Regions from separate parts of the Homo sapiens genome. Here region 1 is linked to region 2. A link is a contact called in ENCODE Hi-C or POLR2A ChIA-PET data. All regions are on one chromosome and are shown on one strand. Each heading gives the region's core, a stretch centred on a gene start or an enhancer-like site at or near the end of the contact. The rest is flanking DNA. Distances are from core to core; before and after follow the strand shown. Region 1 overlaps CFAP57 (cilia and flagella associated protein 57). Region 2 has its middle 73 kb from the start of CFAP144.

What was found. A loop is a pair of places that touch in the nucleus more often than their neighbours do. ChIA-PET counts read pairs that join two places held with the same protein, here RNA polymerase II (POLR2A). Pooled maps may share reads with other maps.
Region 1: a map of PC-9 shows a loop between it and region 2 (5-fold over the local background). The contact joins two enhancer-like sites. A Hi-C loop is called at or near these places in 2 of 168 maps with a recorded cell type or tissue (PC-9 and mammary epithelial cell) and 2 of 50 pooled maps. POLR2A ChIA-PET finds 5 or more read pairs at or near these places in 2 of 52 experiments (A549 and H1).

What each region holds. Positions count from the first base shown.
Region 1 is chr1:43,202,775-43,208,920 of GRCh38, reverse strand. It overlaps CFAP57 (cilia and flagella associated protein 57), which reads right to left. Exons shown (of 23, transcript NM_001378189.1): 10 at 1,989-2,201. LOC105378685 (a long non-coding RNA gene) reads left to right here. Exons shown (of 5, transcript XR_007066041.1): 4 at 2,529-2,575. Among named protein-coding and RNA genes, the nearest start is that of CFAP57, 34 kb to the right of the region's middle. RefSeq lists an enhancer at 1,529-2,728. Within about 2 kb of position 2,025, at least 14 of the 41 ENCODE cell types and tissues checked have a DNase peak (open chromatin) inside an H3K27ac peak, as active enhancers do.
Region 2 is chr1:43,071,703-43,078,200 of GRCh38, reverse strand. No RefSeq gene overlaps it. Among named protein-coding and RNA genes, the nearest start is that of CFAP144, 73 kb to the left of the region's middle. RefSeq lists a silencer at 4,265-4,314. Within about 2 kb of position 4,405, at least 3 of the 41 ENCODE cell types and tissues checked have a DNase peak (open chromatin) inside an H3K27ac peak, as active enhancers do.

The DNA of each region.
Region 1 (6,146 bases), core at 776-3,275, 130 kb before region 2:
AACTGAAACTGTGGGTAAGGTGGGACTACTGTACTATCAGAGCGCCCCTTCATTCCCTCACTCATTCATGCACTCATTCACCCACCCACCTACACACATATTTTTTTTTTCTTTTATTATTATTATTGTTATACTTTAAGTTCTAGGGTACATGTGCACAACGTGCAGGTTTGTTACATATGTATACATGTGCCATGTTGGTGTGCTGCACCCATTAACTCGTCATTTACATTAGATATATCTCCTAATGCTATCCCTCCCTGTTCCCCCCATCCCACGACAGGCCCCGTTGTGTGGTGTTCCCCACCCTGTGTCCAAGTGCTCTCATTGTTCAATGCCCACCTATGAGTGAGAATATGCGGTGTTTCGTTTTCTGTCCTTGCGATAGTTTGCTGAGAATGATGGTTTCCAGCTTCATCCACGTCCCTACAAAGGACATGAACTCATCCTTTTTTATGGCTGCATAGTATTCCATGGTGTATATGCGCCACATTTTCTTAATCCAGTCTATCATTGATTTGGGTTGGTTCCAAGTCTTTGCTATTGTGAATAGTGCCACAATAAACATACGTGTGCATGTGTCTTTATAGCAGCATAATTTATAATCCTTTGGGTATATACTCAGTAATGGGATGGCTGGGTCAAATGGTATTTCTAGTTCTAGATCCTTGAGGAATCACCACACTGTCTTCCACAATGGTTGAACTAGTTTACAGTCCCACCAACAGTGTAAAATTATTCCTATTTCTCCACATCCTCTCCAGCACCTGTTGTTTCCTGACTTTTTAATGATTGCCATTCTAACTGGTGTGAGATGGTACCTCACTGTGGTTTTGATTTGCATTTCTCTGATGGCCAGTGATGATGAGCATTTTTTCATGCCTACACACACATTTATTGAATGCTGTGCACCACACAATGTGCCAGCTAGTAGGGCTGCCAAGAGGAGCAAAAGATGGCCCTGCCCTAAAGGGGCTTTATTCTGGCACAGCACTGATAGCTGCCATTGAATTAGGACCAGGCTACTCGGGGGTACACAGGAGAGTCACCATACTGTCAGCTGTGTTCCAGCCACGGGAGATCTGCCTTGGGCTAGCTTGCTGCCGTGGTATCTACGCACTTTCCCAGGCACCAGTCACAGGAAAAGTGGGAGGAACCAGCTGGAGGAGCGCACAGCCCATGTTTGTATGATGCATCCTTGCTGAGCTCCTCTCTTTTCCCTTCACTATTTGGAGCCCAATGTAACTGTACGGTTTCAGAGTTTGGGGATTTCAAAAGAATACAGTGGCAAGCCTAGGTGAGAGCAGCTCACTGCACAGTCATGCATCGCTTGATATGGGATACATGGTTAGGCTATTTTGTCACGCAAACATCACGGAGTGTATTTACACAAACCTAGCTGCGACAGCCTACTATACACCTAGGCTATGTGGTAGAGCCTACTGCTCCGAGGCTACAAACCTGAACAGCATGTGACTATGCTGAATACTGTAGGCAACTGTGACGCAATGGAAAATATCTGTGTATCTAAACAGAAAAGGTACAGTGAACATTTGGCATTATAATCTTATGGCATTACAATCTTACAGTCCATGTGGTCCATCATTGGTGTTACTCAGTGCATACCGTAGTTAGGTTTTTACCCCAGGAATGTAAGTGCAGACCAAGGGTAAGAGTACAGTTTAGAGATGACATGACCTCCATGCCTGGAAGGTGGGAGAGAAGTTACAGACAGCAAGTAAAAGGGAAATGAAAAAGAGCCCCGCAATTTACAATTTCACCCAGTCAGGAAGGAAACTAGGCAGGAAATTCAGGAAGTGACGATAACTGAGCTAATCTAAAAGGAATGAGGAGCCTGATGTTATCTTGGGAAGAAGGGGCCCTGTATGCAGAGGCCCTCATTCCGTGCATACTTTGTGCTGTAAGCACGGGAAGCTGTCCCTGCAGATCCGTGCACCAGCCCAGAGGCGGGGCAGGGGCAGACTCACCAAGGAATCTGCAATCTCCTTGAGGGTGTGGTCTGATCCAACAGCAAAGATAATTTTGGCATCGGGGGAGACAGTAACACAGTTGTAGCTGCAAGACTTGAGCACGCATTCTGTCTCTCTCTTTCCTGTGGACAGATTCCATTCATACACAGCACCATCTGTGCCACCAGAAATCAGTTTGCTATCATCTGCATTCCACACAATTGAGCGAATCTGCAGGAGAGGAAGACATATCCAGTGAAGAGTGTACACACACTTACACCCTAACACAGAAAAGGGTGCAAACTCCTTAGGTGCTCCACTAGACTGAGCAGAACGTCCTTTCCTGCTGTAGGCCCTTCTGTTAGCACAAAACATAGCTTCTTGTGAACGTTCACATTCTGTTTTCTATGACGCTTGCAAATTACTGAAGATGAAACACTCTCATTTCTTTTTCACTTTATGAACGTAAAGACTGAATCCTACAGGTTTCTTAAGGCTAGAACCAACCAATTATTGCTGTTTTTTCAAAACATTTTTGAAATAATTATGTATTCACAGAAACTTGCAAAAATAGCACAGAGAGAGTGGACTTCTGGAATGGCACGGTAAGAACCTCAACTTGACCTTCTCTCTGACAATGTAGGTTAACTGGTAAATATGATAAAAAATAATCATTTAAAGTCTTTAGAAGGCTGGGTGCAGTGGATCACATCTGTAGTCCCAACACTTTGGGAGGCTGAGGTGGAAGGATCACTTGAGCCCAGCAGTTTGAGAATAGCCTGGGTAACATAGTGAAACCCTGTCTTTATAAAAATAAAAATAATAAGCTGGGCATGGTGGCATGTGCCTGAGGCAGGAAGATGGTTTGAACTGGGGAGGCTGAGGCTGCAGTGAGCTATGAGTGTACCTCTGCCCTCTGGCCTCAGTGACAGAGTGAGACCCTGTCTAAAATAAAATAAATAAAATGTCTCTGGAAATTGTCCTCAGGGAATACAGCAAATGGAAAAACATTTATTCAAGAAAATCTACTCAATCCCAGTAAGAACAGAGTCTGCTGCATTTAAGCCATGACTCGCTCTGTTACGGCCTCAGCTCCAGAAACTTCACTGCTGTGCACTCTGGGCAGATGTGGCCAAGATAAGCGACTCCCTCTCCCCATAGCTCCTGATCTTGGGCTATGGTTTCGGTCTGGAAAGGGAAACTGCTGGGATTTCTTATTCTTACCCCAGCCCCATGTTGCAGAAGCTCTATTCCAAGCAGGTGTGGCCAAGAGGGCTCAGACTCTCTTCCCCTCGGCCCATTGTCACTTGTTGGAAGAAACTCCACTCTAAGCTCAGCATACTGAGAATAACTGTGCCCTAATGATTCCTGACCCAGTTTGCTTATAGAGTGAAAGTTCCAAGCCATGAAGGGCAAGCCAAAAAGACCAGGGGCTTACATACGTGCACACACACATACACACGCATGTGCACACACACGCACACACCTCAAGTGTCACTCACAGAAGTGAGGATGTTACTCCTGGAAAAGCAGGTCCCCGCCCCAGCTCTGGTGCAGTGGAGCAAAGGTTCTGTCTGTGGGAAAGTCAGGTGCTAAGACAGGGAGCTCTACAGCTCTGCTTGAGGGGGCTGACTTTATTTGGAATAGAACATGGAAAAGTCCATGCCTATGGGCATTGTCTAAAACAGTGGAGATCTTGGTGGAAAGTGATTAAGAGGAGGCTGATAACTCCAGGATGTAAGCAAAATGATATAGAGGAGTGGAATTTTGATAGAACAAGGGAAAGGGACAGAGAAGAAGAGTCCTTCAGGGATAACAGACAACTCTAGAGGCTGGAAGGTCTTGTGTATGTGTTAGACTGTACTGATTCAGGTGCAGTCAGAGTGGGATATGAGGAAAACTTGAAAGCATCTCCTAAGCTACACAAAGACCCGTTAACATAGGGCAGAGTCTCACTGGCACAACGGGCCTACCAAACACAACAGTCTACCAAATGCGGAACATTAAGCTCTCCCGACCCAGGGGCATCTCCTAGGAAGCCAGGCTTAAAAATGAAATCATATTCATCCCTCGCAGCCTGGAAGACTCTGTGCATGCCCAAGGCTGTACCCTCTTATGAACAATCAGAAAGGGGTCATCCAAACTACCAGTCTCTGGCTGAACATGATGCAAAAGCCATCACTCTCTGAACTGTGATAGCATTTTCCAAGCCACACATAAATCTGGTAGTAAAAGGTAAAAACCTAATTGTCTAAGGGGGTTTATGCACCATCTGTAACTAATAAGCAGCTTAGGCAACTCATGGGCAACCCTAGGTAGCCAGGCTAAAAGAAAAGATGAAAAATAGATCTGAGTAGTGATATGAGACACTGCTCACTACAGGGGAAACAGACTTTACAGAATTAGCTCAGCCAAGTCACGAAACAGATAATCAGCCAACCAACCAACAACAATGCCCTGGGGGGACACATATTCAGAACTGCTACAATATATTGTCTAAAATATTCAGCCAACAAAAAATTGAAACATAAACAAACAAACAAACAAACAAAAAGAGTGTAACCAATAAGAAAAAGAAAGAAAGAAAGCATTCAGGCAATAGAAATTGCCTTTGAAGGGGCCCAGATGGTAGATTTTGCGGACAAAGACTTCAAAGTAGCTAATACAAATAAGTTCAATTAACTAAAGGAAACTACGCTTAAATAATTAAAGGAAGGTAGGATGACAAGCCTCATCAAATAAAGAATATAATAAGAAAACAGAAATTAGTTCAAAAATCAAATGGAAATTCTGGAGTTGAAAAGTACAATAACCAAAACGAAAAATTCACTGGAAGGCTCAACAGTAGATTTGAGCTGGCAAACTTGAAATAGCTCAATAGAGATTGTGCAATTGGAAGAACAGAGAGAAACACTAATCAAGAAAAATTAACATTAACAGAGTTTCAGAGAAATGTGGGCATCCATTAAATGCACCCACGTATGGTACTGTAATGAGAGCACTAGGAGAAGAGAGAAAAACAACAAATATTCAAATAAATAATGCTGAAAAATCTCAAATTTGTTGAAAAACATTAACCTACACATCCAAGAAGTACAATAAACTCCAAGTAGGATAAATGCAAAGAAATCTAGATCCAGACACATCAAAAACAAAATGTTGAAAGCCAAAGATAAGAAAATCTTGAAAGCTGGCCGGCCACGGTGGCTCACACCTGTAATCCCAGCACTTTGGGAGGCCAAGGCAGGTGGATCATGAGGTGAAGAGATCGAGACCATCCTGGCCAAAATGGTGAAACCCTGTCTCTACTAAAAATACAAAAATTAGCTGGGCATGGTGGCGCACACCTGTAATCTCAGCTACTCAGGAGGCTGAGGCAGGAGAATCGTTTGAACCCAGGAGGCAGAGGTTGCAGTGAGCCGAGATGGTGCCACTGCACTCCAGCCTGGTGACACAGCAAGACTCCGTCTAAAATATATATATAAATATATATTTCTATCTGTGCTCATGAAAAAGACTAGCTTATTTTTTTTTCTTGTGGTGTCTTTGACAGATTTTGGTATCACAATTATTTTGGCCTCATAGAACATAACTGGAAAGTATTCCTTCTTTTTCCAATTCTCTAGAAGAGTTTTTTTCAAGATTAGTGATAGTGTTATTTTTTTTTCCTTAAATGTTGATAAAATTCCCCAGTGATAAGATCTGGGCCTAGAGTTTTCTTTGTAGAAAGGTTTTAAGTTACAGATTCTTCTTGTTTTGTTTTGTTTTGTTTTGTTTTGAGGCAGAGTCTCACTCTGCTGCCCAGGCTAGACTGCACTGGCATGATCTCGGCTCACTGCAACCTCCATCCCCCAGGTTCATGCCATTCTCCTGCCTCAGCCTCCCGAGTAGCTGGGACTACAGGTGCCCACCACCATGCTCGGCTAATATTTTGTATTTTTAGTAGAGACGGAGTTTCACCGTGTTATCCAGGATGATCTCCATCTCCTGACCTCGTGATCCGCCCACCTCAGCCTCCCAAAGTGCTGGGATTACAGGTGTGAGCCACTGCGCCCAGCCTACAGATTCAATTTTTATAGGAATTTGTCAGTTTCATCTATATATTAAAATTTATTTGCATAAAGTTCATAATATCCTTTCAATTTTTTTTTCATTTTGTTTTTTTTTTGAGGTAGG
Region 2 (6,498 bases), core at 3,156-5,655:
TTGGATTTGGATTTTTGGCAGATTTTGGGATATTTCTATATATACAATGAGATATCTCTGGAATAGGACCCAAGTCTAAACATGCAATTCATTTATGTTTTGTGTATACCTTATACACATAGCCTGAATGTAATTTTATAAAATATTTTAAATAACATATGCAACCCATCACATGAGGTCAGGTGTGAAATTTCTACTTGTAGGAGTTCAAAAAGTTTTAGGCTTTGGAGCATTTTAGATTTTGGATTTTCTGAATAGGGGTGTTCAACCTGTACCACTAACACCATCCATTGGTTCTGTTACATAGATCAGCAGATTTTCCCTGCTTCCCATCTTGTCTATGGACTTGTTCAGTCTTTTCTTTGATTCTTTGAATTACATTCCCTTAAAAGAATTATCTCCTTTTTATCTTAAGCTATTTCTCTTGCTTTCAACAACAACAACAAACAAAAACAGAAAACAAACCAAAAAATACCCACTTTTGGCTCAGTCACTGCACTTCTGGAGTTCTCCTGTCTTAGCCCAGGTCCCTTAAAAAAGAGAACCTGAGGCAAAGTTTACATGCTAAATCTTTCTTGGAAAGTACAATCCAAGGACAATAAGAGTGAGGGGAAAAGGGAAGTCAAGCAGGGAGAAAAGAAAGCAAATACAAGATGGTGCGTCACCGAACTTCACAAGAAGGCCCAGGTAGCTACGTGCTCATGCAGAACAGCTTGCCAACAGTTTGTACTGAAAGCCACACCCTGATACACACCCTGGTGGTGTTAGGAGATGAGGCATGGTGGGTGGGGGAGGGGCGGGGGACGGGGCTCTCCATTGAACAAAAGGTGGGGGATCCTGGAGCAGGCGACATGAGCAAATCTAAGGAGGCACCTAAACTGGGTTTGACACAACCCACCCCTGGCATCACTCAGATCTGTTCATGTCCTCTTATGATATGTGGCTGTCATATCCATGTGGAAAAGGGGATACTGCTAGTCCATGGGATGCAACATTAATGCAGTTACTTAAATTATTACCTACAAATGGTTATAATCAAGGACCTATCAATGACAAGGCTAGTAATTAGTAGCTTAATCCACAATTGTCTAACGCCTAGAACTTTTTGAGCTCTAACATGACGCCACAAGAGGAGAATTTCACACCTGACCTCACATGATGGGTTGCATATATTATTTTAAATACTGTGTAAAATTACCTTAATAAGCTACTTATTACTAAGTAGCTATAGTAATAGAACATTATCATAAAAATTCCAGTGCTGCTTCTTGGTTGGCAAAGAAAGGAGGAATAAAAAATAGATTTAAAAAAGAACATTATGATAGAAATAAGGAATACAAAGACTATAGGACGGGCTGGCTTCTTCTGAGCATGTTGGAGAAATAATATGGCAAAGTCAGAGCTTTAAATTCTCAGCTGGCTACATAGGTAGAAAGCCAGAAAATATGACCAACTTGAGGGAATCCCTTATTTTTTGTAGTGCAAAGTCTAGATTTATGAAAACCAGAATCTGTTCCTGTGGTTGACTAAATTACATATAAATTAAATTCACAGCCTTGCTTTTTAAATATAAAGTTATATTGTTGATAGAAAAAGACAGATTCTGAGAATTGTAATAGGGGCATTTCGGTAGATTTAAACCCCCTTGAGCCCCCAAATTATACTAGTTCTCTTTTGCCATGAAAACCAGCCCTTCCTCTCATCTGAAGGTGTTAGCTGCCCCTTTCCAGAAGATTCTATAGTTATCTTTCTAGAGGTAATCACCTTGAAGAGGCATACTGATTCTTTTCAAAATCCATATGCATGATCCATCATTCCTTCCAGGCACATAATAATACTCAAATCACAGTAGATCCAAAGAGAAAGAAGGACTACCGGACTACAAAGTGTGACTCAAGAATAGGAACCAAATGGATGACTGAATAAAGAAAATGTGGTATATATACACAATGGAATACTATGCAGCCATAAAAAGAATGAAATTGGCCAGGCACGGTGGCTCACACCTGTAATCCCAGCACTTTGGGAGGCCGAGGCGGGCGGATTACAAGATCAGGAGATCGAGACCATCCTGGCTAACATGGTGAAACCCCATCTCTACTAAAAATACAAAAAGTTAGCCTGGCGTTGTGGTGGGCACCTGTAGTCCCAGCTACTCCGGAGGCTGAGGCAGGAGAATGGCGTGAACCCGGGAGGCGGAGCTTGCAGTGAGCCGAGATCCCACCACTGCACTCCAGCCTGGGCGACAGAGCGAGACTCTGTCTCAAATTAAAAAAAAAAAAAAAAAGAATGAAATCATGTCTTTTACAGCAAAACGGATGGAACTAGAGGCCATTATCCTAAGTGAAACAACTCCGAAACAGTCAAATAACACATGTTCTCACTTACAAGTGGGAGCTAAATAATGTGTACACATGGGCATAGAGTGTGGAATGATAGACATTGGGTGGAGGAGTGGGAGGAGGGTGGGGGATGAGAAATTACTTAATGGGTACAATGTACACTATTCAGGTGATGGATACACTAAAAGCCCAGATTTTGCCTACTCAAAATATCCATGTAACAAAACTACACTTGTACAACCTTAAATTTATACAAATTAACAAAGAATAGGGGGCCAGGCGCAGTGGCTCATGCCTGTAATCCCAGCACTTCAGGAGGCCGAGGCGGGTGGATCACCTGAGGTCAGGAGTTCGAGACCAGCTTGGCCAACATGGCGAAACCCCATCTCTACTAAAAATACAAAATTAGCTGGTGGGTGCCTGTAATCCCAGCTACTCGGGAGGTTGAGGCAGGAGAATTGCTTGAACCCAGGAGATGGAGGTTGTAGTGAGCCAAGATCGCGCCACTGCACTCCAGCCCGGGTGACAGAGCAAGATTCTATCTCAAAAAAAAAAAAAAAAAAAAAAAAGAAGAATAGATATCAAAAACACCAAAAGAACTGCAAGGTTTTGCCAGTATACATTTTGCAAGGCTATACTAGTAAAAGCCTGGGAAATATTTAGGGAAGTGGATTACAAGAGTGTTATACCAGAGAGAGAGAAAAATGTAATTTTTGATTGCACTGAATTCATTGATACAGATATGTTAGCTCAAGAAACTGATAGTGGCTATAACAGCTTACTGGGCTGGCTAACTGAAACTTGGACTTAATGGTGGCCTATATTACATTAAGGAGAAAGGCCAAAACATCCTTGGTACACTATAGAACAAGATATCCAAAGACAGAGAGCTAGGAATGTCAGTCAGTAGGGACCTCTAGAAGCAGAATGCATTTACCTGGTGGAGTTAACAATACAACTTCACTTTCTTCACTCAAAGCTATATCAACTGTCCAGCCCTCTATCAAACTCTAGCCTGCTAGGACCTAATAATTTCCCCATTTCATAGGAGATCATGCTGGCCTACTACACGATAAAATCATATTGATTGGACTAGGTGAGTATTACTTGATACCCTAGACACGCTGGTAAGACACATATATACCAGATGGTATGGAACAAATCCCAAACAAAAACTAAGGAATCTACCACCTTAGTGAAATTTCTTGCTTCCAGAGCTCTCTAGCACATCAAAATATCGTTTATAAGGTGAACATGAAAATATCCCTTGTAAGATTAAGGATAGTTGTTGCATCTGGCATCTCCCATCACAAAGAAAGAAGCATCACATTAGATTTTGGAGGCAACATGGATCTCATTTGGGCATGCCACTATGGCCTATTTACTGAGTGAGCCATAAGGGCTGCCACAATGGGGCAGTGTGGGATTCTGGAAAGTTTCCTGGTTTCAGACAGGTGGATGGCGGGGTCGGGGGAATCTTGAGCCTATTTTCTCATAAGTAAAATGAAAATAAATACCTTCCTTGGAAGGCTATGGTACTGTAAAATGAGGTAACAGGTGAAAAAGCCCTTTAAAGTACACATCTTCAGGTGTTGGCTGTACCACTCTGCCATTTGATGCTATGCCAATGACAAATTTTTTCGGCCCAGAGTAAAAATTATTCCCTAAGAATTGCCAAAAATCCTATTTTTTCTATTGAGTTGTATCATAGATACAGAAGAGCATATGAAACATTAATGGAGAGTTTAAAGAATAATTATGATGTAACACCCTTCTAACTAGCACTTGAGTCAGAAATAGAATATTGTCAAAGTGGCCACTAACCCTGCACTAGGGCACCCAGATAAGGAGCAAGTAGGGGCTGAAATATACCAAGCTTCTACCCAGAACTGTTGGGTGAAATATGCACCCACCACCACCCCCCGTCCCGACTCTAAAAGGACAAGCTGGGGTATTCTGAGCTCCTTCCTCCCACTTTTACTGTGGAGCAAGCAGATTGCTAGCTCTCCTCCCTTCCAGGACATATCACATATAGAACACCAGGGGGCGGCAACTCCCCACAGATGTTGGTACCTGGGACGACAACGGCTAAACCAAGGATGAAGCAGCTTGACTTTCTACTCTTTTTTTTCTCTTTTCCTCTTTTCCATGTCCCTCTACTGCTCTGCAGGCCTGCATCACACATCACAATGGCACAGTGCAAAGATTCATGGCTTTAGTAACAAGGAGAGCTACGTTTGAATCCCAACTCTACCACTCACTACCTTTGACCTTGAGCAAGTGACACCATCTCTCCAAGCCATGGTTTCCTTATCCGGAAACATAGAATACAAAAACAGTACCTACCCCATAGGATTGTTGGAATGATTAAGTGAGATAATGTGGGTAAACAGCAAAACATTGTCCAAATATTAGTTGTTTTTAGACATCATAATTAATCTAGGCCGGGCATGGTGGCCCAAGCCTGTAATCCTAGCATTTTGGGAGCCCAATGTGGGCGGATCACCTGAGGTCAGGAGTTCAAGACCAGCTTGGCCTACATGGTGAAACCCTGTCTCTATGAAAAATACAAAAATTAGCCAGGCGTAATGGTACATGCTTGTAATCCCAGCTACCTGGGAGGCTGAGGCAGAAGAATTGCTGGAACCCAGGAGGCAGAGACTGCAGTGAGCTGAGATCATGTCACTGCACTCCAGCCTGGGTGACAGAGCGAGACTCCGTCTCAAAAAAAATAATAATTAATCTAATTTGATTATCACCAATCCTGGCAGGCAAGGTAGGTAAACACGCTTCCCAAGTTTCAGATAAAGAAATTGACCTGCGGAATCATGATGATAATGTGGTTTCATTTCCTTTTTGTTGTTGTTGGGTTTTATTTTGAGATGGAGTTTCGCTCTGTTGCCCAGGCTGAAGTGCCGTGGTGTGATCTCAGCTCACTGCAGCCTCCGCCTCCTGGGTTCAAGTGATTATTTTGCCTCAGACTCCCGAGTAGCTGGGACTACAGACACGTGCCACCATGCCCAGCTCATTTTTGTATTTTAGAGATGGGGTTTCATCGTGTTGGCCAGGCTGGTCTTGAACTCCTGACCTAAGGTGATCCACCCACCTCAGCCTCCCAGAATACTAAGATTACAGGTGTGAGCCACCGTGCCCGGCATGGTTTCATTTTCTAAGACTCTCCCTCAACACTTTTGTCATCATGACAGCTTGCCTTGAGAGACTCATTGATAACCCTTTGGAGATATCTGGGATTCTGAGGCCCAAATACGTTATGTGTGCTGAAGGCCACATAACCAATCAGTGGACAAGTCAGAAGCCAAAGAGCCAGCTCACTGTGCTCCCAGTCCAGGGATGCAGCCACTTCGCCACCACCTCATGAATTTTGCTTGACTGCTTACTGTAGAATCCCATCTGTAAGTCTTATCTTCCTGCCTAGACTGTGAGCTAAAAGAGAAAAAAAAATTCTCAAGGAATATTTATTCTTATGGAAAAGCATTTATGCTATGTTACTAAATGAAACAAGGGATTTACAAAACACCTTGTGCAACATGATCCCAGTATGTATTTACGTATACTTGCAGAGGAAAAAAGTAGAAAGTCATGACACACAATGGTAAAAACATTTATCTCTGTGTGGTAGAATTACAGGTGATTTTTGTGTTTTTCTCTTACATTTTTGCACATGTTTCTAGGTTTCTCCCATGCACATGTTTTACTTCTATGATCAGAACTAATATCCGTGTGTGTGTGTGTGTGTGTGTATTACACTATTTCAATTGTCCATTTAGAAAATTACTACATTAAGAGTCAGAGATCTTGGGCTGCCTTCCCCCAATAATTTATCGTGACTTTGCACAAGCTTCTTAACCCTCTGAGCCTCAGTTTCTCCACTGGAAATATGAGAATATCACCCCTGTCATCCCATCCCCAGAAGGCTCCGAACCTCCCCTGTCTGGCTGCCACAAATCGTTCCCCCTTCTCCTCAGCCAAGCTGCTGAGCAGTCACAGGACACCTGCCTCTGTTTCCACTTCCCCATCCCATTAATTAATCCCTCATCTAGCCGCAGCTTGGGTTTTGTTCCCTCTTCTGCAAAGCAGATTCTACAGAGGTGGCCTCTTCAATGCCAAAGCCCATGGCCTCTGTGCTGCCTTTTCC